Linked DNA regions of Homo sapiens: region 2 is linked to region 1. The links are chromatin contacts, found by Hi-C or POLR2A ChIA-PET in ENCODE. All regions are on one chromosome and are shown on one strand. The core of a region is the stretch at or near the end of the contact, and the rest is flanking DNA. Distances in the headings are between cores, read along the strand shown. Region 1 overlaps LINC-PINT (long intergenic non-protein coding RNA, p53 induced transcript). Region 2 overlaps PODXL (podocalyxin like).

Region 1 (2,745 bases), core at 10-2,509:
TAGTAGAAACGGGGTTTCACCATGTTGGCCAGGCTGGTCTTGAACTCCTGACCTCAGTGATCCACCTGCCTCGGCCTCCCAAAGTTCTCGGATTACAGGCATGAGCCACTGCACCTGGCCCGGTCATGTTTTTAGAGTGACATATGAAGACTCCTAGAAAATATTAATACAGAAGAACTAGCTTACTATGAAGATTTCAAAATACTAATACAAATTAATGAGGTACACGTGAAATCTTCCCTGGGGAACTTCATGAAGAAGATAAGCATCCCTCCTATCTGGGTAATTTGCATACCCTCCTTCCTTAAACGCTGAGGCACGGATTGGTTCATTGGTTCAAAACCCTATCCATTATTCTCATAGCTCTCTTTATATGACAAAAAAATTCTGTCATGTCCCATTTACTACTCTAAAATCAAATTTGTTGATAATATTAACTACTGTACATGCAGCTTTAAAACATGAATATCCTAAATGTACATAAAAGATAATCTAAAAGAAGCAATTTATAATAAAAAATACTTCACATTTCATTATATAAATAATTTTCAGGTACAATTAACTATGTAATCAAATAGATGCTTGTAACTTACTTATAAAGAAGAAGCTTGTATTTAAGAGAAGTCAGATTAGAAGCTTTCCATATTAAAAGTGCAGGAAAATGAAAGAAGTAGTATAGGTGGACCAGAGAATGAAAATGAATCTATTCTGTGTATATTAAAAGTATGCAAAAATTATTTTGCATTTTTATGAAAAAATAAAGTCTAGGTTCAGAAAATTATAAACTGATCTTTCCCTACACGAATGTCCAACAGGATAACTGAAAGTCATGTGTACTACAGGGCAATTCTTTATCTCTTTTCTACTGTGGGACATTAAGTTCTCTCGCTCTCACTCATGAAATATCCTTCATTAGGCTGGGCGAGGTGGCTCATGCCTGTAATCCCAGCACTTTGGGAGGCCGAGGCCGGCGGATCACCTGAGGTCAGGAGTTTGAGACCAGCCTGACCAACATGGGGAAGCCCCGTCTCTACCAAAAATACAAAAATTAGCTGGGTGTGGTGGCTTGGGCCTGTAATCCCAGCTACTCACGTGGCTGCAGCAGGAGAGTTGCTTGAACCCAGGATACGGAGGTTGCAGTCAGTTGAGATCACACCACTGCATTCCAGTCTGGGCAACAGAGTGAGACTCCATCTCAAAAAAAAACCAGAAAAATCCTTCATTGTACCACCAGAATACCCTCATAAATTTCCACTCTGTCACCTAGGGGGCGGTACTGCTTCCATGAGAACTCCTGACCAGATCATCTATGGGAGTTTCCTTTTAGTCTTCATCGTCCGTCGCACTGAGAATCAAATCCTGATGGACAAATCAGCAACATAGCTAGGAAGCACAGTAACTTAATATAAAAAAAGACTATGAAGAAATTAATTTAGTTTAGGCTTATGCCATTAACTGTAGCCATATTCAACATAATTTCCTCTTTTTGAGTTCAGGATGATTGGTTACTCCACATAGAACATGGAGTGGAAAGCTGTATCTTTGTGACTTTTATTTAGATAGCACAAAATGAGCCTGATTTTTAAAATGTGAACATTCAAACCTGGCTAACTAATGATAAAAAAGGGAGTTTTTCATAGAACTCTACAACTCTCATTTCCTCAAAACAAGAATTAATGCATTCTTTCACATGCGGTCATTACAGGAAGGGGGGGTAGCCATTTACTGTAAATGCCTTTCTGATGCAATTCTACTACCTCTTTCAAAGACAGAATTCATCCAAGAAGCCTTAGTCACTTCTTCAAGAAAAATGCCACCGCGCTGAATGTACACAGACTAAACCACATGCCTAAGGAAAAAAGATGAGCTGATTCCACCATTAGAACACAGTTCGGGAGAAAAGTGGCAGAGAGAGAGAGCTCATAGCTTGTCAGAGCAGATCAAGTAGTATGTCTGAAAATCCGCCCTTTAATGTAACAGTCACTGTTTCATAAATCAAATGCAAACATAGATTTCCCCTCTGCCTAACTTTTAAAGTATACTTCCTAAAAATATAAGACCCCACTTCTAAGCCAGTAGCAACTGTGGTGATTTAATTTTTAAAGTTTCATGCACGGAAAGAAAAATGGAATCTTATCTTTTAAAATTTGAAAATGAAACTATGTTTTGAAGAGGGTAGATTTCACAGGAAAAGGGTAAGACAGTGGATAATACGATAAAGCAGTTTGGATGGAAAAACTTCAGACAAATAGTTCTGAACTCTTCTCAAAGAGAGGATCAATTTTTCTAAAACCTCAAAACCACCCAAAGGGAAAAAAAGGAATAATTTCTCCAGTTTATCCTTACCCGGATGAGCATGAATTCTTCTAACAGCCAGATGCACACACTTGTTTTTATGGAGGAGTTACTGCTGAGCCAAAGCCCAGGAGTCACTCAAGACTGGAGGCTGCGTGCTGCTGGAGCCCGAAATCCCCTTGATGAATGAAACTGCACATCGTAATATACACATTCAGAGCGGGCTATTGGCTAAATGAAGGCAATGCGTGTGGAAGTCTGATTTGCCACCTTCAGGGCAGGCGTCTTATATCCTAATTCAGAAAGATGACAGGCTTTTTTTTTTTTACTCCCTAGACAGTCAAAACTAGAAAGGGTTCGTTTTTCTGTAGCCTTCTCCCCAACCCTACGGAAACCACAGAGAGAACAAACCACAGTGAGACTTGACTCCTTAACTAGGCAATGCCAATG
Region 2 (2,726 bases), core at 36-2,535, 540 kb after region 1:
ATAAACTGTCTTTGCTACAACCTGTTTAAGTCATGCTGAGCTTCTAGTGTTCCTCTTACCTCTTCCCAGACCCAATGCTCTCTGAATTATCAGAGAGCATTTAGAACCCAGTAAAGGTGGCAGAAGATGATGACCTTTATAGATGCATGGCTGTTTGGCCTGTTGACATAGGTGTCCTGGTGGCAAGAGCAAGGCAAGGTGTCAGATTCTGAAGCTGTCCTAAGCCTAGACTAACACAGTTTGGACGAATATAAAGCAGTAACCTCTGAATCAGCCCAGAGCCTCTCCGGGTTCTCCTTGGACAGAGCGATGGAGAGTCAGGAGAGTCAGGACCGACCTGGCCAGGCACTCCTGCTCTCTAGTCCTTGCCAGTCATCATCTGTCTCCAAGAGGCCATAGGGTTGCAGCCTTTGATTGATTTGCAGAGGCCTATTTGCTGTCTCCGTCAAAAGCCCTGGCTGGTGAAGTGTGACCCAGGATCAGCAAAGGAGGAATAATCCAGTCTGGCCTCTCCCACGGGACCACAACAGAAAACCTACTGGGTGGAGAGAACCCAGCGCTGGGCAAGAAGGAAGCAAACACCTCACTCAAGCCTAACAAGATTTCCTGTTTTCCCCCAAACAGGCACTGTTCTCCATCCTGCCCACCTCCAAACACTAGAGCATCGGGGCAGATGTTTTTGGAACTTGTTAGCCTCGCATCCCTCTAACTCCTGGGAAACTCGCTGGGGCCCTATGTGAACCCCTGGCCTTCCTTTTCCCCTAGGATATCAGATGGCTACAGACTGTGAGGAAGGAATTAGGCAGATGGTGCAGGACAGATCTTCCCCAGCCCCTCCCCCTACCCTTTTAAAAAGTAAGCCATCCCGAGTGGATAGCCTATTTCATCAGAGCTACTACAGCCGGAGCCTGACTCTTAAGACCCTGGAGGTGTGGCGTTTCACCCGAAAAATGGCAATTTCATTCCCCTAAGCAGTTCTGCCCATTTTCCTACTTGATCCCAGGGAATTTACGCCCAGAACGATGGAGACCATGGCGAAAGTTCAACATTCCACACAGGATTCCCCCTTCTCAATCAGATGAAACCTCACCATGCCCACTGCTTAGGAGCCTTCTACATGGCAGCTAACTGCCGAGCCCATAAAAGTCCTATATTGGGGAATAGACATAGCTTTGTGTTCCCCTGAGATGCCACCAGAAACTGCAAGAGAACCGCAGCAGCCCCACTAGGCTCACAGAGAAGAGGAACAGCAAGGCCTAGCTCCAGGCCAGGACAGTGGGACGTTCCCACAACAGTCTGTCCCCCAGGCTGCCCTTCATGCACCCAGCATGCACTGCGCTTTCCAGGCCCTCTTTTCCTGTGGCACAGGAGAATCAGAGTGAGTGAGATGAGCTAACTGGACGTCTGCCAACTGTCTGAGCTTTTGGCCTTTGGCAGTGGAGGGCTGGGTTAGAAAACAACTATAACAAAACTCTCAGCAACTTGAAATGTCCCTGAGTTTCCTATGATATACAGGGGAAAGCCTGTCCTTCCTGGCTGCTTTAATGGATTGTCTCTGAAGACACATCGCTGATGGGGGGCCCCGGGAAGGCCTCTCCTGCAGCCACTGCTCTTTCATACTGGGTCTCAGGGAATCACTCCCATCAGCTGAGCAGTGAACAACAAAAGGAACACGCTGCTCTCACTAGCTACAGCAGATTTTAGTCCCTGGTGGAAATGGAAGCCCAAAGAAGATCGTGGGTGGCCTCTGCAAGGAGTGCCAGGGGCAATGGGCCAGTGTTCCTGCTGACCCCTCATCAGCTGCCCTGAGATACCAGCCTGGACTCGAGTGTCCCCTTCTCTCCTCACCTGCACGCAGGTCCCCTAAGCAGACCTGGTTCACGCACGGAGACCTGTGTGGGTTAAGCCCCCATCTCACGAAGCAAATGTGAGAAAATCCGAATCCAGAACAAGGGGTTCAAGGTTATGAATAACCTGTGCTAATCCCAGAGGCCCCAGGACAGAGTAAGTGGGAACAAACACTGAGTGTAGGGAGGGGTAAGAACATAGAGGGTGGGAAGATGGGTACACGAGGCTGGGGTAGGAGAAGGAAAACTTGGGAGCTGGACTTTCAGGTCGTCAGATCCCACCGAGCCAGGATGTAGCCCTGCCCTCCTTTCCAGCCCAGCCACCTGCTGGAGTTTCACCCCTGCCCGGGACTGCTCTGGACGGAAGGCACATGTGAACACAGCAGTGTGGCATGGTGCAAATGGAATCTTTGTTCTCATCCTGGCTCTGTCACCAAGTGGCTCTGACCTTGGGCAAGTCACTTACCCTCTTCAGGTCTCGGCAATCTCACTGCAGAATGAAGGGATTCCACTAGTTCATCTATAAAGTCCCTTACGTGGCTTTTTCTTGATCTCCCTCATCATCCAGCAGCACTGAGCTCAGGCACTAGTGGGTTATTTTACAAGAGGAATCTGGACAGAATGTGATTTGTTCAGGTTGAAAAGGGAAAAATTAAGGCCCTGGGGGGATTGGGAGGGGACACCCCTCGGAGTTCACTCTCCCTCCCCAGTCTTTCCCTTCCCCATCCAAACGGCACTTGGGGTGGTTGGTCTGGAGCTCTGTGGTGCTGCTGGAGGCCACCGGCAGACCGGACTAGAGGTGTGTGTCTTCCTCCTCATCCAGGTCGTCCTTGGTCAGGTTGTCCAGAGGGACGATCCAGCTGTCCCCCAGCTCCCCGT

What was found. A loop is a pair of places that touch in the nucleus more often than their neighbours do. ChIA-PET counts read pairs that join two places held with the same protein, here RNA polymerase II (POLR2A). Pooled maps may share reads with other maps.
Region 2: a loop to region 1 is called in a pooled map, with 3 times the contacts of the local background. The contact joins two enhancer-like sites. A Hi-C loop is called at or near these places in 2 of 37 single-sample maps with no recorded cell type and 5 of 50 pooled maps. POLR2A ChIA-PET finds 5 or more read pairs at or near these places in 2 of 52 experiments (activated CD4-positive, alpha-beta T cell and activated CD4-positive, alpha-beta memory T cell).

Annotation. Positions count from the first base shown.
Region 1 is chr7:130,958,777-130,961,521 of GRCh38, forward strand. All of the region lies in intron 5 of LINC-PINT (long intergenic non-protein coding RNA, p53 induced transcript), which reads right to left. Among named protein-coding and RNA genes, the nearest start is that of LINC00513, 47 kb to the left of the region's middle. RefSeq lists enhancers at 1,221-2,420, 1,747-1,836, 2,390-2,479. Within about 2 kb of position 1,260, at least 16 of the 41 ENCODE cell types and tissues checked have a DNase peak (open chromatin) inside an H3K27ac peak, as active enhancers do.
Region 2 is chr7:131,501,671-131,504,396 of GRCh38, forward strand. PODXL (podocalyxin like) reads right to left here. Exons shown (of 9, transcript NM_001018111.3): 9 at 1-2,726. The coding sequence ends at 2,641. Among named protein-coding and RNA genes, the nearest start is that of PODXL, 54 kb to the right of the region's middle. Within about 2 kb of position 1,286, at least 15 of the 41 ENCODE cell types and tissues checked have a DNase peak (open chromatin) inside an H3K27ac peak, as active enhancers do.